2 separate regions of the Homo sapiens genome follow, and region 2 is linked to region 1. A link is an interaction called in ENCODE POLR2A ChIA-PET data of the cell type or tissue named here. Cell type or tissue: Panc1. All regions are shown on one strand. Links, peaks and the distances in the headings refer to the core of each region. The heading gives the core; the rest is flanking DNA.

Region 1 (8,908 bases), core at 726-4,725:
ACATGTTATCTGAGGGTTCAGGCCTTGGTCACCTCAGAGGACACTGAAGCACACGGCTGAACGGGTGTTCAGGAGCATCCACCTTATTTTAAAAGGAGGAACCTGAGGCCCAGCCACTAACTGAGAAATCTGGGGTTGGAAGCTGGCCTTCTTTCCACTGCCCCACCTTGTCATTTGATGAAAGTGATGAGGAGCATTTGCTTAGAGGGCATTGTGTGCTGGACAGTGTCTGCGAGCTTGCCATGGACTATGTCCACTAATTTTTATAATACGAGGAGGGGATTAGTGGCGTCCAGGCAGGAGGCCCTTTGGCAATGGTGGGCTGTGTTTACTTAAGTAGCAGTGTTTCCTAGGCCCAGGAAACCTAAGAGAAATCTGAAAAGATGATCTTTCAGGACTTGCTGTCCAGTTGGATAAGAGACAATATAGGGATGCTTTCTGGGACCCCAGGAGCACGCCTGCCTTCTGGGCCCAGTGTGGCTGTGATGGGGCATGAAGTGGGTGCTTCTCCCACACTCTCTTCTCAGCTTGTGCTGGGAGAGGGGGTAGCACAGGGCAAGGTGGCAAAGTCTCCAGTTAGTGCCAGGCACAAAGTTTCCCAGGGGAGGAGGCATTGATACAAAGCAGGGAGAATAAACCCAGGGGCATCACCAACTCCATTTTGAATCCCAGATCCACCATTCACTAGCTGTGCAACTCTGGACACATGACATAACATCTCTAAGCCTCAGTTTCCCTACCTGTAAAACAACCCCTTGCAAGGATTTGCAATAACTCATGGGAAGCGTTGGACACTCAGCGAGTTGGGAGCTACAATGGAGCCATTGAAGCAAGGACATTGAAGCGGGTGTGGTCAGCTCAGTCTGGAAAGGAAACGTGAGCTATGCAGAGGATGGCTGGGAAGGAGCAGGTAGCAGGTATCAGGGCTCTTTCAGTCTCTCTCACACCCTTGTTGAGGGAGCTGGCCACTGCTCAGACTCCTCTTGGCCAGGGGCTCCTGAGGACCCAGGCCGAGCCCAGCTCAGCCAGACAAGCTCTGGCAGAGGCCCCACTTTCTCCTCCAAACAATGTTGTTCTCCCAGCCAAGGGCAGCAAGAGGTGGGCCAGGAAGCTGACAGCACCAGGGAGGCTTCCTGGCTCCCCTGCCCTGCCCAGCCCAGCCCTCCATGTTGGGGTACATCCCCCAGTCTGGTCTGGCTGCCAAAGGTCTGTAAGGCAGAAACAGAGTTACACCACCACCGCCTCTCACGTCCTCAGCCTCCAGCTGGTCAGACTCTCGGGAGGGGCCTGGCAGCTCAGGTGGCTCTGCACCTTCTGTCCTTGAGCTAAGGGACCCCAACGAAGGCAGAACTGAGTCACTCTCCTCTTCTTCAGGCAAAGGCTGGGGGCTGAGGGCTCTGGCCTCGGGTTCCCTCGCTCATCTCAGAGGCTCTGAGACATAGAGCCCCTCTCAACATGGTCCTGTGAGCGTGTGCATGGAGTGTACACGTGGACATGTGTGTATGTGTGTGCATGTGAATGTATGTGTGAGGGCACACATGCATGTGTGTGAATGCGCATGTGTGTGTGTGAATGTGCACACAAGGATGTGGATGTATGCACATGAGTGCATATGGTGCATGTGTGGGCAGGGAATCTGGAGACTGGAGCTTCCAGGGCTGCTGGTGGCTGCAGCAGGCTGAGGGTGATGAGTAAGCTCACCTCCTCTTGCTCTCCTGGCATCCACTGAGTCCCAGAGTTGGGCCATGGGTGCCGTGGCGACCCAATGCATGAGAAAGACCCCATCTCTCCCTCTTGGGGTCACGTTCTGGTGAGGGGAGACAGGAATACACAAATAAACCAACAACACGATGTCAGAGAATAATGCAGGGTGAGAAGAAAATGGAATGGGGGCTGTGGTGGGCATCCTGTCCTTTTCTTCTTCCTCCTCTTCTCTGATTTTGGGAGTGCAGCATGGAATGAAAAGTGAGGTATGAGAGCAAGGGGGTGATGAAACACTTCGGCGTGGTGGGTGAGGGGTCCGGGAAGACCCACATGCTGACGCTTCCTGGCCTTGTCAGCTTGTCCCCCAAGACACTCCCCTGGGATGAAGGACAGGAAGCCCAGGTCTTGCCCCTGAGGTCTGGTGGCCCTCGCTCCTACCAGGCAGAGCTGCCATCCTTGGCTCGTCCGGAAGCCAAAGGCATCCCCACTCTTCCATTTCTGAGTCTGGTAGTTTGCTGCTGGGGAGAAAAATGAAGAAGAAGGAAAAAGGGGAAAATCCCATTTCAATTCTTTGGTCAAAGCACAAGTTTCTCTCCTCCCTTTCTTCCCTTCCTCCCTCCCTCCCTTTTTTTTCTTTTATTTTCTTCCTTTCCCCCAAGAGTAGAAAGAACCAGGGAATATAAACAAAAACGCTCTTAGAACAAATCAGGCCATCTTGTTCCCAAATCCCAGGAAACTCCTAGAAGCTGGGATCTGAGCAAAGGGACAAACGGAGCTGCAAGGCCAGTGGGGGTGGGAACTGGGCTGAGTCAGGGAAGGTCTGTGGGTTCCGCGGAGCCCCCAAAACAGCTGCCTTTTGGGGTCCAGATGTACTACCAGAAGGAAGGTCCAAGAGAGGCCAGAGGGGAGGGCTGAGGCTGCCTGGAGCTCACTGCATTCCTGCCAGGGTGAGTCACTGCCAGGACGCCCTGCTGTGCCGATTTGCAGCAACAGCCTTGGTGTCCCAGGACTCTTGGGCCCCCTCCAGATAGGTTCCTCCAACCCACAAAGAGCTCTCCTTTGCACATCGATGCCCAAAGGACTGTCATAATCACTCAGCCCATTTATGGCTTTGTTTTCTTCCAAAACGTAGCCCCCTGCAAGGAAAAAGCCCCAGCCATATCAATCATTTACTCTTTGATATAAATGAGTCATCCAGCCCTTTTCCAATGGCAGGTTTGAATGAGAAGAAGAAACAGAGCATGAGGACGCTGCATTTCACAGAGCAAGGGACCCCAAGGAAGGCATGGACCTTTCGTGGAGGTTGGGGGTTGCATGAGGGGGAAGATCCAGAAAAGGCAGAGGAGGAGCTGGACACGGCATCCTCAGACTCAGGGTGGGCCAACACCGCCCTGAATGAAACCAAGGCTTTGCAAGACCAACATAAACCAGAGCTCAGCAAGTTTATTTTCTCATGAAGAGCGAATTCTGTGAAAGACAGAGCTAAGTCTTATCAAGCACTGACTAGGTACCAGGTACCTCCCAAGTGCTGTTCCTGCAGTAAAGGAATTCTCACAACCCCCAGAGAGAGAATGGACACTCAGAACCGGTTGGAGCAAGAGGCAGCGCTGGGAGAGGGATCCGCACCTGCCGCTTCTGGAGAGCTTGCTTTCCCACCACACTACGCAGCCTCTGGAACCAGGTTGTTTGCAGCACAGGTGGGCTGATTCCAGGGTCTTATGACCCTGCAAGGCTGGAGGTTGTAAGGCTTAGAGATGGGAAATGACCTGACCAAGATCACACAGCAAAATACCACATGGGCACCCCACAGCCTCACTGCTGCCCAGATTGGTATAGCAAGCATGCCCTTGTCTGAGTCACTAGTGACTTGCTATTGAATGAATGAATGAACCAACAAATGAAGAAATGGGAACAGAGGCTCAGGGAGGTTCCATGTCTGACCCGAGGGCATATGTTTGGGATTCTCAGGGCAAGCCTCCTCAGAACCAGCTGTCCCAGTCCTGCCCAGCCTCTATACAGCACTTGGCTTCTTCTCCTAGCAATTCTCCTATTTTGTCACATTTGAGTTCACAGCCTCCAGAGCGACGTAGGGCCTTGACTTCCTGTTCCTGATGGGCAGGAAAGGTCATGCAGCTCATTAGTGGTGGTGAGGTTGGTGCTGTGTCCCCATCTCTAGCCAATCATACCAAACAGTGGTTGGTCTCTGTGACCCTGTCCCCACCATGCCTGGACTATGAAATCAAAGGGGTTTTCTTGACCCTAAAGGACAGTCAAGCCTGATTCAGGAAGAAGGGCTTGGACATCCACCCGTTTCTCCACGGCGTGCCTCCCCTTTCCAAGCAGCATTTTAGCGTTGTTCACCCAGACCTTCAGACTTCATGGCCAGCTCATTAAGGGATCATGGGTGCAAACAGCCTGTTGACCTCAAGGGAGAAAGTAGAGGGTTTTCCAGGAAAGGGGTGCTGGTGAGAAGATCTCCTCTCGCACTTGTGGCTCAACTTCAGTGAGTTGGATGCCCAGAGGCACTTCCTCTTCAGGGTGTTGGTGCCTCCCTGTTTCCTGAGCTATGGCAGCTCAGAGGGGCAAAGCAAAGGTTTCCAGCCTAGAGAGAGCAATGCTGCACCTTTGCCAGCCGTAGCCCATAGCTGCTTATTCCATCTCACCAAAGTGCAATCAACAAGCACTCACTGGGCACCTACTGCATGTCAGGCACTGTAGTGGGCCCCCCAGGTCCAAAGCTGGGTGAGGAACCAGACTGCCCAGGGTCAGTCTTAGGTTCCCAGCCAGGCTATCAGCATATCATCCTGATGGCAGGGACCACCTTCCATCTCTCCTAGCATCATGCACTGGGGCGGGACTGGCCTCATGGGGGAGGCCAGTATAGAAAGGATGATGGGTTAGATTGCATTTATCTCCATTGTTGAAGGGATTTCTTTCAGACATCTTGAGTTCTTCCAGCCTAAAGCCTGGAGGTTTTTTTGACTGTGGAAGTGCACAGGGAGGGGGGGGGTCTTGGAAGGAGCATGGGATCTTGGAAGGAAGAGACCAGAGAAAGAGCTTTCTCACTAGAGCACAACAGAGAGGTTAGGAGGGCAGGCTGTGGAGTCAGACAGCCTTGTCTGAAACCATGGCTTCTCATCAGGCTGTGTGGCCATAAGTGAGTTACTGAGCCTTGCTGAGTCTTAGTCTCCTCATCTGTAAAATGAGGACAATAAGAATACTTCCCTCATAGAATTGCTGTGAGCCTGAACAGAGCTAATATGTGCAAGGGCTTAGTTCAGTACCTGGCACATATTGAGGGCTGGATAAATAGGAGCTATTATTTTCCCATCGGAATAGAGGAAATATTCCGGCCCCAATGCCATCACTGGATATCAGGCCTGAAGGCACCCTCCAGAGCAGTTATTCCATTATGGCCATTCTACAAAATGGAAGACTGACGCCCAGATATGGGAAGCTGCCTGCCAAAGGTCACATGAGTTGCTAATAAAATGCAACATTAGGGTCAAAATCCCAGTCTGCTGACTCCCCAGTTGGTGCCTTTTTCACTCTCTTTTGCCCAGAGTTGGTAGAGTGGACTCAAAGAACCCCTTAAATCCATATCCCAGGCCCCCCTTCTTCTCCAGCTCCCAGCACAGTGGGGAGATTGGTGGGCTGTGCCCCCTCTTCCCCTGGTAAGAGCCTCAGAAGCTGATTCCACTCTGAGCCAAGGAAGTCTGGAGTGTGCAAAGGTGTCTCTCCAGGCCCTGAAGCCAGGAGTGACATCAGCAAGGCACAAACATCAAGGAGCAGCAGCTCCCTTCCTGGAGCTCTAGTCCCCACCTCTCCCAGCCTACCTCTGGTCCATCCCCATGGCTGTCTGTGCTAGGCTTCTGGGAGATGAAAGGAAGCCAGACATTAATGGTGACAGGTGAGGCAGTCATTGTGCCTCTGGCACCTGAGCACAAGCTTCCCTCCCAAGATGAGACTGCGGAAGCTGGCCTGAAGCCTGGGCTCTGGGCTGGGGGTCCCATCACGGGGCATTTGGCACCCAAGGGAAATGTGGGTACAGACAAAACATCCCTTCTTGCACCTGGAGTCTTGTCTCTGGCCAAACCTTTTTCCTGCTCCTTCTCCCTTGCCACCACCTCATATTTGTCAAAATTCCAGCTTGATGACATGAAACTCACACATATGGCCAAGGAGGAAGCAGAGGGAGACATGGTTATCATCAGCCTGGTCCATAGGAAGTGGAGAGTCAGCTTACTGTCTTGAGGAGCCACTAGCCCTGAGTGCTAGTGTAGGCTCTGCACAAATCCCCCATGTGGCCTAGGACAAGTCAAAGCTCAACTCTGGGATTGTCTCTGCAGCCAAAATTCATTTAGAGGCTCCTCCAGGGCCAATACTCTAGTATTCTTTAATGACGCCTGCCAGGAAGCCTCAACTGATAACCAAATACTAAGCCCTCAACCCACGCTGTGTACCTACTAACTGCTTTACCCTGGTCTTCTGGCAGGATAGGTATATCAGCTAGCTAGTGCCTCAATAATGCTGCATAACAAATGATCCCAAACTCAGTGGCTTAACACAAAAATCAGTTATTCTCAAGGAGGCTGGCTGTGGCTCAACTAATCCAGGCTGGGCTTGGCCAAGGGGCTAGGCCCTAGGCTGCTTCTTGTTGCAGGTCTCTGGGTCAGCTGGGGACGTTCTGCTCCCAGAGACACTGTGTCTCTCATCCTCCCAGGACAAGGAAGTAGCTAGGACATGCTCCTCTCATGGCAGCTATAAAAGCAGAAGAGGAAAGCAGGCACACAGGAAGCTTCCCAAGGAGCCAGTAAATTTTCACTTCTGCCCAGAGTCAAGAAGCAGAGACACAGGCTCCACCATGACGATGCCGTGGCAAGGCCTGGCTGGCGGGGCCAGTGAAGATCGGTGCCGGTCATCCAATCTACTGCATGAAAATGATTCAGCCTCTTTGATATGGAAGTCAGATTTTCCTTTCCTTTTTTATTTCTTTGTTACACTGGAAGAGATGTAATACAAATATGTCCCCTCACTTCCTCATTTGAGTCTTCCAGAGTTGAGTATTAGGCCCTCCTTATCATCAAGCAAAAGAAATGAGTTTTTCAATGTCTGGGAAGGTTGTCAGGTGATAGAAGTGAAGAGAGGGTTTAAAATAGGGAGGGATTTCCCCAGAGTCTAAGATCAGAGGTTGGGGAAAGTTTGGAACCCAATTTTGGGAAGGTTGCCCAAGAAGAGTCAAGTGAGCTGACTTGGCAGGAGGCTTCACTGAGAAATAATGTTTGGGGGTCCAGGAGCCACATGGGCCCTGAGACACACCTGACAACCTAAAAACAGGGAATTCCCATCACTCTGGTGCAGGCCAACAATGATTGACCCATGACTTTGCTTGAGTCCCTTATGAACTGATCATCAGTCCAGAGAGAAACAACCCCCCAGGCCACTGGGCTTTGCTGAGCTGATGGCTGATGAAAATCCCATCACCTACCCCCAAGGTACATAGGAGGACGTCTGCCCCATCACCGGTGGGGTCTAGGATAAGCATACAAATGGGGTCCCACATGCCATATGCTAGAAGTTTTCTCCTCACCATCTGATTCAAGCTGGGAAACATCTGTCTCCAAGGGGCCTCCCAGTCCCCCACCTACAGGGGCAGTCCAAGAAGGCTAAGGCATGGCCCTTGCCTGCTCAGAGTCCTCTACCCAGATGGGAAACCTAGCCTATGTTCAGGAAGCATCAAAAAGCCACATCAGAGGAAATGTCTCCTTAGAGCAACCAAAGACCTTCACAAGGCATAAGTGATCACCAGCATTAATGGAAGCATCGGAATGTGAGGACAGAGAATCGGCGGCGCATGGAGCTCCTTCGGGTTATTTGTTCAACACCTACCTCAGGCCAGGCTCTGTGAGAGCACCCGGAGCCAGTGTTGAATGAGATGTGGTTTCTGCTTCCGAGATACCCACCATCTTAAAAGAGAGCTCCAGGGAGGCTTCATGGGCGGGAAGGGATTTCACCTACATTTGAAAGAACAGGAAAAACTGGGGTAGACAGAGGGGGAGGTGGATGCTTTCCAGGCAGTAGAACGCAATCCCTGGAAGGAGAGAGGGACTTCCTTCCACAGGAAATTTGGCTTGCAAGAGTTCCACAGGAAAGGGTGATGGGTGGTTAAAAGGAGTGCCCTCTAATGGTGACATTTTGATAAGTATGGCAACTAGAGGAGAAGGGCCTATCAGATACCAACCATGCCACCCACATCCACAGTCACCCCCCTGTGTGGTTCTGGTCCCTGCTGATGGTCATGGCCTGGACACATGTTTCAGCAAATTCTCAGGTCCATGTCATGCTCTTTCCACATTTTTTCCTCCTAAAGCCATGGTTTCTGCTTCTGGAAATATAATCCCCCTTCTGAGAGAAGTGCTATGGAAACCTCACCACAAATACACTCCCTTCCCTGATGGTACTAATTGAAGGAAAGGGCTGGTGGAAAAATGATTTTACCGAAACACAGTTTTTATTATTTTTAAGTTAATCCACTTACTCGAGTGAACTAACCACGAGGCACTCCACAGCAATGGTTTGTAGGGGACCTGCTGGAAGAGATTGATTGCGGATTCATTCAGTCATTCAACATTTTACTGGGCAGCCACCAATGGCCAGAGGCTGGGGTACAAGGTTAAGTCAGTCTCAGTGTCTGCCCTTAAGGAGCTCAGTCTGAGAGGGAGATAGACACATTCCCATGAGTATCAAGCAGAGTGGTCACTACAGCAAGAGCCCTGTGCATGGAGTATTACCAGAACACAGAAGAGGAGAACTGAACAAGGTTGGAGGGTGGGGTCACCAGGGAAGGCTTCTAGGAGGAGGAAAATGGGAGCTCATGCTTTTGGAGGAATAATAGATACTTACAGGAGAAAAGCGGGGCCGGTAGGATGGAGCCGGCTGAGAGATAACCTGTGCAAGAGTCATAACATGCAGAAAGGCCCAAAGGGGAGGAAAAGTGGGATTAACCAAGAAAACACTCCCAAATTGGAGTTGATGGGATGTAACGTGAAGACGGGTAGTGGCAAATGTTGGGTCTGGAGCGGTCAGCAGAAGCCAGACCCTGGAGGCCTGTAAGCCTTGGTAAGAGTTTGGACTTCATCATGTAAACGTGAAAGGTTCCAAGCAGGGGAGAGATATAGATAATTTTGTGTTTTAGAAAAGGTGC
Region 2 (11,000 bases), core at 2,844-6,843, 130 kb after region 1:
TATTCCTTGGAGAAGTCCAGAACATGGCTTCAGTTGCCAACTTCCTGCTTTCTCTCTTTTGCTGAAGGTTTCTCTAAGGCCCCCATTGTCTGAGGCACCGGCCCAGCACCCCCAGGCCAGAAGTTCTTCTGGTTCAGTGGGCTTCACTGCAGCCTGGGAGGCAGGAGGTGGAATGTGCTAGTGTCTCCCAGAGGCTTGATGCATGTGAGGTAGGGGGTCCCATGGAGCAGAAAACTCCCTGACCTCTAGGTAGAGCCCCTCCATAGCTGGCCCATGAGATGCTGGTGGTTGGAGGAATGGATGAAAGATGCCATCTGTTCTTCATCACAGCCCTAGTCCTGCCCACTGGGGGGTGAAGCAGCTGAGACTCTGTGAATAAGACATCTTGAATGTGGTGGGCATGGGAAGACCTGGCCATGGCTGGTAGAGCCCAGCCTTCGGGATTCAGCCCCAATCCCCACCCAGGCAGGTGTCCCTGATTGCCTGTCTTCTGTCTGCCCACTGACCTGTGTGTGTTTGCTTCCCACAGGGTCTGACGGGTCCCCCAGGACAGCCGGTTGGTACCTCATCCATCTATTTCCCAGCAGAGAAGCTTCCGGTGGCTGTGACCTTAGCTTTGGTTTCTAACTCTCTCATCTCCGTCTCTTTGTAGGGACCCCAGGGACAAAAAGGAGAAAAGGTAAGAGCAGTGGAGGTTTCCTAGAGTCTCCATCTCAGGAAATGGCCTCCCAGTTGGTAGAAAGGGGTCAATTATGGTTATTTTCAAACTTCAGTTTTAATTGACAGAACCAGGAAAGCCCCCGAGGTGCCGCATAATAGATTCGGTTGACACCGCTCCAGGGGACATCCTTTTCTTGGAGTGAGGGGTCCTCCTGGAGGCTGGTCCGGGTGACATCCTTTCCAGGGGTCCTCCTGGAGCCTGGCCCTCTTCAGCCTCTTTCTGGGCCCCTCCCAGCTGTCACTCCATGGTGTTCCCTGACACCTCCATGAGCCTCTGGGATTCTGAGAGGCATCAACCTGTAAACCACTGGCCTGGCCTCCTGCCCTCTCTGTCTTGTTGAATTTCTGATAGAGACACTGCTGTGCTTGCCCTTGGGCCGCTGGTACAGGGGCCTGGCGCTCCCAGCTCAGAGAAGGTGGCTTGGGACCCCCATGGTGCCGGCTGCTCCCATCCGGTGGCTCCTGTTCAGGGCTGTCTGGTGGGCCTGCCTAGAGGGTCAACCTTTCGCCAGGCATGGGGCATAACTCCCGACTCTGCCATTATGGCAAGTGGTATAAGGCGAAGCCCCACCCCTAGGCTCCCTGGGGCCACTTCCAGGCAGGCCATGGAAGTTTCTTCCCTGCTGCTAGCCAGGGGCAAGGGAGGGACTTAGTTCTTCTGCCTCAGAGGGCTCAGACCAAAACTAGAGCAGGAGGGCTGGTGAGCGGTGACATGTGTGGCATGTCCTGAAGTGCTGGGGGTGCCCTGAGAAACAGGTACCCCCAACAAGTGCCTAACACCACCTTTCCCTTCCCTCTCCTTCCCAGGGTCAGTGTGGAGAGTACCCACACCGGGTAAGTGAACCCCTAAAATTTAGCAGGGCACTTTGATCCATCCCTGGGGCACAGCGCCCAGCTCAGCCTCATCTCCCTGGGGTCTCCAGTTACTAACAGATCATGGGGGAGCAGGAGCACCCACTGCCCTCTGCACTCAGCAGTCAGAGAGGGGAGCTTGGGATGGTGGTGCGTCTGGTGGGAACAGCTGATGTGTCTCTCCAGCCATGTGCTATATGGAGCCGCTCATCACCCGTGCGTGTCTGTACATCCGCCCCTTTGTACGTACGTCTGACTCGGTATGTTGGAGTCTCCTGCTGTGTGTCTGGAGCTCTGTGGCTGCTCTGCACATGGCCCCCTGTGGCAGCGTGACTTGTGTGAGTCTGTTTGACTCCCCACCCAACAAGCATGTGTGTGCGTGTGTGTGGCGGTAGGGGGGTGGTGTCTGGCAGCCTAGCCGTGGCCAAAACAGTGGGACTTTTCTATTAGTCACTGTATCAGATGATGGTGTTTCACATCCAAACCTCGATGATGGGAGATAATCGGGGACTGACTGCAGCAATTCAAGGATAAAATCTCTCCTTGGCCTCTTTAAAAGCAGAGGAAACCCTTCTCCAAGCAGGGTGGGGATTTCAGGCTGAGATGGTTCCTCTGCCCACCCCCGCCTGCTCCTTCCTTTTCCTTGCTCCACCCCAAGACACAGAACCCAAAAGACTGCTGTTGTCCTGTTAGGAATCTTCAAACTTGTGTCCCAGCAGCAGGGTCGATCTTGGGACAGGGGAGAGCAAGATACGCACAGCTTCCTCCAGTAGGAGCCCCAGTGAGCTGGACCCAGAAAAAAATGCCCCTCATTTTGTGGATTGGCCTCGTTGCTCCCAGACCTGGACAGCAGGGATGGAAGATGAGCATCTTTAGGCATCTCTCCCCGCTGTCATGTGCCCCATGGTGCTCAGCTTCCCTGGCTGCCCACCCCTGCCAGGCAGGTCCGGGTGGTGCGATTTTGGGAGTGGAGACAGACATAAGCCAGGCTCAGTGCCAGCTTGACTCTAGAAGGCTGTCAGGAGGGCAATGCTAGCAGGGCCTAGCCTCTGCCCAGACCCTCAGGAAGCTGGAAGGCAGGCCTGAGGTCTGGGTTCCTGGGCCAGGGAACCACTGTGAGCCTGGTACGTGAGAGGCTGGGATGGGTTTAAGGCTACGGCGGTGCTGGGCCCGGGCTGAGGAAGGCAGGCCAGCAGCAGCACAGTCAGAGCCACAGCCTGTCAGCGGCATGTGCTCCAGGGATGCAGGGGCCCTGCTGTTCCGGCCAGCCTGATCCTGATACAATAATAGAAGGTCAGCTGTGTTTATTTGAAACGATGGGCTCACGGGGTTATTATGTTACCCGAAAGAAAGACAACATCCCCCAGCACAAAAGACAACACAACTGCAGACGCTTTGGTAGTGTGTCTCCCGTTCTTAGTAAGTGCTTGGGGTGGGGTGGGGGCAGGGCTCTCTGCCCCTCAGCCCAACATAAGGAAAGGGAAGAGCACAGTGACAGAAGGCTGCAGAATACCCCTGGCCACAGGGTGCAGTGAAGCCTGACCTCATGACAGTGGCACTCTGGGGAACATGTCAAGCGTGGGGTGGGGGCATAGATTTGGGATTCCAGCTGAGGGGCAGACCAAGTTTATTTAGAAGAGGGTAGAAAATCAGGGGCCTTCTAGAGATCTGTTGGCTTTCCAAGGGGTTGGGTTGGGGTGGCAGGTCTCGGGGCCTGGAAGACACCAAGAAATCCAGGTGGCCCCTCCTCCATTCCAGCCTGTGGCTTCCCCAGGGAGGGAGAGGAGAGGGGTGGGGAGCAGGGGAGCTGGTGTCTGTGGGCTCTCCCCTCACGGTCCCTGTCGCCCTGTCTCTGCCACCTCCATCCCCTCCCAAACTAGGAGTGCCTAAGCAGCATGCCAGCAGCTCTGCGCTCCAGCCAAATAATTGCCCTGAAGGTTTGTAGGTTCTGGAAGGTCTCCGGGCCCCTCTCCACTGAGAGGCTTCCTGAACATACAGCCCAACATTGCACATCCCCAGGCCCCGGCAGTGGGAGCGGGTGGAGCTCTGTGTGCCACTGCTGTCCAAGAAGGCAGCAGCTGTGACCTGGAAAGGCCACACTTGGGCTCCCCATCCCCAGCTGGGCGCATTCGCAGCCCAAGCAGCTCCTGGTTCTTAACACTCATCCCAGGAGTCTCGTGTGATTTAAGCGCTTTCAAAAACAAGCAGCTGATGACAGTATATGCCATCTTTGTTTTCACATGGGCTCTGATGGCCTCCTAAAGCCACGGGTTGCTCAGCTTCAATGGGTAGAGGGACTGGAAGCTGCAACAATTTCCAGAAATGAAAATCACATTAGATAATATGACTGCAAGTTGCCTCCCGCAAAAACGTGGTTGAGCTTTCTGGAGATATCTTTGCCCAGCCTCTATCTTCCAGGCCCCGCAGCCCCAGGGTGAGCCCTCAGCAGCACTTAACATGTGCCCACGCTGGCCTCACCCTCAGCCAGCTCAAACCCCGGGGAACTGGGCTTGGCACTGCCCTTGACCACCCTCCCCAGATGCGCTGACACCAGCCTTTCTTGCTCAACCAAAAAAAGAACCCACCAGCCGCACACCAGCCCAACTTCAAGTACCAATTTCACGGGCCCGGTGGTTCCCTGGCCAGAGCCTCTGAGTTGGCTCCCTTCTGTCCCCCAAGCAGGGATGGGTGGGGCTGGCAGTGCAACGTTGGGCTGTGTGTCCAGCAGCCTCTGCAGCCCAGCATGGCCACGGAGGGCAAGCCTGGCCATGTGGGAGCCACTGTCCCATTCCGGGGGCTGCTGGTCAACATCCCAAACTCTGACCTGGAGGCCGAGGCCGGGTGTGGACTGAGGGCCACAACTCCTCCTAAGGGACGGCTGTGCCATCCAAGGGCAAGCTCCGCTCTGCATCCTCAAGCCGTGAGAGTGCCCTGTCCACTCCTTCCCTCCCACTCCTCATGTGCACGCTAATCTCTCTTCTCTCTTCCTCTGCTCCGGTCCCTCTTGGTTGCCCTGCCCTCCTGGTGACTTTTGGCATCGATCTGAATACCTGTGATCTTTGGCCTTTGCCCTCTGGCCCTCCAACTCATCTTTCTCCTCAGCTGCTGCCTCTCCTCAATTCAGTGCGACTGGCTCCACCCCCGGTCATAAAAAGGCGGACGTTCCAGGTAGACACCTCCCGTTTGTCCAGACCATGTGTGGTTTCCCAAGGGGCCCGGCAAGCCTGCTGGGGCTGCAGACAAAGCCAGAACCTCTCTCTAATTCAGTGAAATTAAATCAGACAAAAATAGGCCCACGTATACCATAGACATGGAAATACACAACACACAGGCCCCAGAAGACCCACAACTACCACCACACAATGATTACTCAAAACAGCCATCAACAAGAGCTGTCAGTGTGTGCCAGGCACCCTGTTACCCATTTCACAGGCCTGGTTATATTTCATTCACCAACAGTTTTATGAATTAGGCATGATCATCCTTATTTCACGATGAGGAAATCGAGGCTCAGAGAGGTTAACCAAGTTGCCAAGGTCACACAGCCAGTACATTGCAGAGTGGGGATTTGTACCCAGTCTCTCTGCCTGTTACTAGCTGTGTCATTTGGGGCAAGTTACTTGACCTGTGTCCCAGCCTTCTCATCTATAAAATAAGGATAATAACAGTGTCTATTTCACAGGGTTGTTGTTGATATGTAAAGCATTTGGAATAGTTCCTGGCACAGTTTAAGAGACATAATTGTTAGCTGTTTTTATTACTATTATCCATATTTTGGAGATAAGGTAACTGAGGCTCAGAGAAGTGAATTGATTTGCCCAAGGTTATACTAACAGTAAGAGGCAGAATTGAAACTGGCCTTGAAGCAGAATTGAAATTGAAGTCAGGTCTTCAGACCTCACATCCAGGGCTCTCTCAGCTGGACCTACCTCCTCTCTACTTAGAAATGCAGACTGCTTAGCATCTGATCCCTCGTAACCTGAGTTTGGGGAGCAAGGGAATTTGTGGAGGGAATGTAGTCCACAACCCACATTGTGAGCAAGTGCTTCCTTCTTCTTCCTGCCTTCCTAACCCAAGGAGGCTTGGATAGGAGCAGATCACAAAGAACAAAGCCATCTGGCCTCTGCTCTTCAGAGATCACAGCTTGATTCCAGGCTGGCTGGCCCATGGCTGCCCCTGTGCTCCTCACCTTTCTCATGCTGCACCAGGTACCCCGCCCAGCACAGGGACGCTAGCAGTGGCAGGGCTCTGAGCTGCTTTCTACAAGCCTGACCGCAGAGCCTCAAGCAACAATCTGGCCTGACTCAGGAGTCAGGAGCCCAAGGGCCTAGATGTTCAGGCACCTGATTGAACAAGGCTGAAAAATCCCTCCAATTAACAGCTAAAAATACAGAGGGACACGTGACTCCAGTGCCACCCAAGCCTGCAGGCCACATATCTCATTACGCCTGGCCAAATCCTCGAGAGCCTCCGTGTGCCCGAGCACTCACCAGAGCATGGCTACTCAGGAGGCCCACTGGCAGCTTAGAGAAGTACCAGGCCCACCCCTGTCACCCACCCCAGGCTGTGCCGGACCCCATTCCAGGAGAGCTGAGTCCACACTCTCAGAATAGCCATTCTCCTGGGCCCCAACAGCGACCTCCCAGCCTTAGGTGTATCAGCTGTTCTTTTTTGAGCCCTCACTGGGTTCCAGACATTGTTGTGAGAATTCTATGCAAATTATCTCATGCATTCCCCACACCAGCCATCTCACTATCCCCCGCTTTACAAAGGAAGAACTCAAGAGGGGTGCAGGATTCCATCCAGGCCACTGCATGTTACTGCCTCCCTTTTCAAGAGCAAGAGGTGGTGAAGCCAGAACTTTCTGTGCTACCCTGACCTGGTTTCCAAAGTAGAGAAAGAAGACGAGGCACCTCTGAGCTACCTGCTGCAGATTCTGCCTCCAGAATCAGGTTTTTTATGCTGTCAGCCACTATGGGACATAAAAATGCTTGTCCATTTCTTATCAATAAACCAATATTGATTTTACAGGCTCTACAAGCCGCTTAAACATTGGGTCTAAGATTCACTGAAAAAGGAAGCTTTATATGAAATATGATGTGCTTAGCAGATGGTGTTGGACGTCATTTCCAAAGAGCAGAAAGTGTAGATGGTGAGCCCTTTTTGCTGGGGGCTTACTTGGAAAGAATAGGGAGAGTCTGCAGTTCCAACTTTGGGTCCTGGCGCCACCCTGAATTCCCATGTGACTTTGATCAGAGAATTCAACTTCTTGGAGCCTCAGTTTTCTCTTCTGTAACATAGGACTTGTGACGTTATGAAGATTCTAGAATTTCACAGCCAGAAAGGAGCTCGGGAGTTTACTTCAGACTAAGCCTCCCCCATCTTGTGAATGTAGAAACCCACAAAAAATATAAACACACAAAGTACAGGATTCTGAGGAGGTTCCGGGACCCAAGCAGCTGAATCAGATTTGATGTGGTTGAAAAGGAGGCTGCACTGGTCCCTTTTTAAGGCCTGAGGCTTAGTGAAGCCTTTCTTGGTTCAGAAGAAACACTGACACCTGAGACTTATCAACAACCAACATGCAGCCGGGTGGGGGACCTGCAGTCAGGGCAGCTGCCACAGTGATTTCAACACCTGCTCCTCTGCCATGGACACCCTGAGCCCTAAAGTGGCTTCTCAGAGGGTGTGGCAGGATAGGACCCAGGCTCCAGAGTGACACTGCTAGATGCCATCTGCCTACAGGTTTTCCAGCCAAAAGATGGTGCAAGCAGGTCTTGCTGAAAGCTTACATTTCTCATTCCCAGGTTGTGCACTCCTATTTATCACCACCACTTCCCTCTAGAGTTTGCAGCAAGCATCATCAGCTGCCTTCCTCGCATGGGGAAGCAGGAGACCCCTCAGGTGTGTCATAGGGGCTTGCTGAGATCCTCTGAGAAAGGTGGGCCGGCCTGGAACTCCAGCCGCCTGCATCCCCCAGCCTCCACCCTAGAGCTCCCACACCTGCCAGGAGGTTCTGCTTCAGCCCATCTGCAGGGATGGGCCCCTCCTCACAAGAGCTAAGCCCAGATTGATCCCAGAGAGGTCATTTAGAAAATAACAAACCAAGGAGCCAGACTTGGTTTAGATCTAAGATGACTTTGTGTTGCCCCAGCCCTGAAATCTGGGTCACGTGCACCAGGCCATCTCCTCCTCCAGGGGGAGCATGATGCCATCGCTACCTCCCTGGGCTCACAGTCCATCCCGTGGACAGGCATGGTGGGAAGGCGGGCTCAGAGCAGCTGGCTGAGGAGACAAGGGAATAATAACAGCCTCCCCACGCAGCATAAAGCACTTCCACACAGCTTCCAAACTCTTTCAATGAAACCAAAGATTGCAGGCTCAATTGCCCTCCCAGGCCAGGCAGATCACCTTAAGTAACAGAAGCAGGCTGTGTGTGAGAAGGGCTAGGAGGGAGAGGACAAAAGCAGCCAGAGAACTCAGGCCCCACTTAACAGGCAGCCACTCCTTGGACGTAGGAATGTGGGCCCAGCTCAGCCAGGGTTCCCAGTGTTTCATCAGAAGCCACCAATTCAAATTTTATATGTAAAGTCTCTTGCTCAGTTGTTTAGTGAGCCAAATAAAATTCCATGGGCTTTGACCTAAGGATCCCATTTGATCCTCTGGGTCAGATAAAGACAGCAAAAAGCTGAGACAGGAAACGAGGGCTATTGTTCCCATTCTATGGCTGAGAGACTGGGGCTTAGGGAGAACTGTGCCTCGCCACACAGGGAGGGTGACAGAGGCAGGCCCAGGCTGAAGATTCAGGCCATCTGGCCAGGCTGGGAGCAGGCCTTTGGTTGGGCCAGGGGCTGTCTCCCACCCACTCCTCTGCCTCTGCCCCCCCGCAGAATGTCTCTCCGCAGCAACTCCTCTTTGGAAGCCCCACCTTCAGGGACCTAACATCTTGGCGTTCTTCTCACTGCCACCAGCCCCTGCATGTCATCACCACTACCACAGCATCATCACCATCATGCCACCGCTTCCTCCCCCCATCACCACTCCTTCCCGGCAGAAATCACAGCAGGCCTTCACTGGGTGCATGGCCTGAGGGTGGGGGACGGTCTGCAGCTCTGGGGGCCTTCCCTCTAACATTCGTTTCCATGAACCTCAGGGCGAACAGAGCCAGGCCAGCATCCAAGGTCCACCAGGGCCCCCAGGCCCCCCTGGACCAAGTGGACCTCTGGGGCACCCAGGACTGCCAGGGCCTATGGGGCCACCTGTAAGTATTCCCTTCCTCTCTCCTTCAAGACTTATCCCAAGAACTCTCTGGAAACCTCCAAACCTTGAATAGGCAGTGGGTCCCCTACAAAAAGCAGAAATGCCTTGGCAGGGCCATTGGATGTGGGTGAACCATGCAAGGGGCTATTCATCCCCATCACACTCACCACCTGTTGCACTCTGGCTCTGAAACACAACCTGGGCCATGTTCCCTGCCTTCCAGGGAGGAGACCGCCAATGGCCTGCCTGCCCCGTTCCCAGCCCCAGCAGAGAGGAATTTGGAAAGAGAATTCCCAAGGGCACCTCTGATGGCTATCCCTGAGCCCCTTAGCAAAACCTGAGTCAGGCAGTGGGTTCTGAAGGAGGTAGTGAGGGGTCATCCAACTACCTGGCACCCCAGTGAACATGCCTTCCAGGGGCGTGTGCAGGTTTCACACTGCTGGGCCACCTGCCAGCTGAGCTGAAGGTCCAGTCAGCCAAGAGCCCTGCGCCAAGCCTGAGGATGCATCAAGCCTGCGGGGCCTGCAGGGTCACTGCCTGGAGGACTCCAGAGAGGCCAACTGGCACCTCTCCAGGCTGGACCACATTCAAGTGACAGGTCAAGCCCAGCGGCCGCCAAGTCACCCATGTTCAAGCCCTGGCTAAGACTCCACTCTTTCCCAGCCCAATTTATACAACAAAGCCCCAGGACAGAATAACTCAGTGGGTACCTGGACTTCAGAGAAAACGGGTCTTCCACCCACCCGTAAGACTAATGTTATTGGAGAGGCAGGTAAAGGGCAAAATGCTTTTTAAATAATGTTTTTCCCATGTGGTAGAAAAACCAAAACAAAACCTGTTTTTCCTTCTTATGACAAAAGCACCATAAATTAATTGTGAAAAGAATGGAACATAGACAAAGAAACATAATGTTTGTGCGCATCTCTGATAGTTTTGCTGGAATAGAGTCCCAGAGGTGGAATCACTGGGCAAGGATGTCCCCAACAATTAGCACCCTGTGTGTACGGCCACATTCTAGATGGCCTGTTTGCATGTCTGGGCCCCTTGGCTGCCCAGCTTTCAATCTCAAAGCTTGTTATAGGGTCTTCCTGGGCCGGGCCACAGCTATGGCCGAACACAGCATCCACCTTGGCTGGGAAGGCCAGCACAATGACCCCTGCAATGCTTGACCCCTGAAATGAATTTTAAATTTTTCCACAATTTCGCCCCAGCACCCCAGAGAGGGGGGTTAGTCTTATTTCCACCAGTTTTTAGATGGGAAAACCTGAAAGGAAGGGAAACTCAGGAAACGGAACCAAACTAAGGCAAGAAAACCAAAAAGTGCTCCAAATTCACTTTTTGCTGACCGCTGCCCTTTCTACCCCACCCCCCTCCTAACACTTGGGGCTCTCATCCACTGAACCCAAGCCAGGTGGTTTTCTTTGTTAGGTTGTTTATAACAACAACGACAACCAAAAAAAGAAAACCAGAGAGCATGTTTCTTAACCCAATTGCAATAGACCAGACTCAGGCATCACGGCTTTCTCCAGCCCACGTTTGCTGTCCACACCTACACCCAAGGCTGCGGTGGAGCCAGCAGCCTTCCCTGGCCTCTCCCTCGGCTCACACCACCTCACTGTGGCCAGCTGCCATGCCCACAGCACCATGGGCAGAAGGAGACAGAGGGCTCCTCCACTGGCAGGCAGGACCAAGGGCAAAACCGAGGCTTTGCTGGGCAAGGCCGGCTTTCTAGGGAGGGGTTCCAATTAGGAGGTGGGTGAATGAGGATCTGGACCAAACCACACTGTCAATTTAGCATGATGCTGCTGACCTACTTTCCATGGGTGAGCACAGCAGAATTGCCCGCGGCCCCCACATGGCTGCAAAGAGGGACATAAGCCTGTTATCCCCACGTGCCCTCAGCAGGTTTCAGATCCCCTTCTAGGATCCACTAGAGCTGTTGGCTATAGCATGCCTATTCTCTTGCCATAGCTATTGGGAGCTGCTCTGCCCCTAGGGTCTACTGTAAGTATGGCTAGCCCCAACCAGCTCTACTCACCTTTTCTTTTTTCTTTTTTTTTTTTTTTTTGCTTCCACAGGGCTTACCTGGGCCTCCTGGACCAAAGGTGAGTGTCCTTCTGGGTGATGTGTTGAACAGGTGGGAGAATTCCCTGCAGGAGGGAGGGGGA

The links. Peaks named below come from ENCODE experiments on the same cell type or tissue, not always from the same donor. Only the 100,000 strongest peaks of a DNase experiment are listed, where the experiment ranks them.
Region 2: POLR2A ChIA-PET joins it to region 1 with 5 read pairs; 2 of 35 experiments call an interaction of 5 or more read pairs at or near these places.

The regions. Positions count from the first base shown.
Region 1 is chr10:69,766,898-69,775,805 of GRCh38, forward strand. No RefSeq gene overlaps it. Among named protein-coding and RNA genes, the nearest start is that of COL13A1, 31 kb to the right of the region's middle. RefSeq lists enhancers at 609-1,373, 1,374-2,137, 2,138-2,901. In Panc1, for the core only: no CTCF peak of the experiment used is centred there; a DNase peak (open chromatin) is centred at 2,664; H3K4me3 peaks cover 325 bases; H3K27ac peaks cover 908 bases.
Region 2 is chr10:69,894,023-69,905,022 of GRCh38, forward strand. It overlaps COL13A1 (collagen type XIII alpha 1 chain), which reads left to right. Exons shown (of 41, transcript NM_001368882.1): 11 at 530-556; 12 at 653-679; 13 at 1,528-1,554; 14 at 4,675-4,740; 15 at 8,726-8,833; 16 at 10,911-10,937. Among named protein-coding and RNA genes, the nearest start is that of COL13A1, 98 kb to the left of the region's middle. RefSeq lists enhancers at 8,885-9,484, 10,477-10,977. In Panc1, for the core only: no CTCF peak of the experiment used is centred there; no DNase peak of the experiment used is centred there.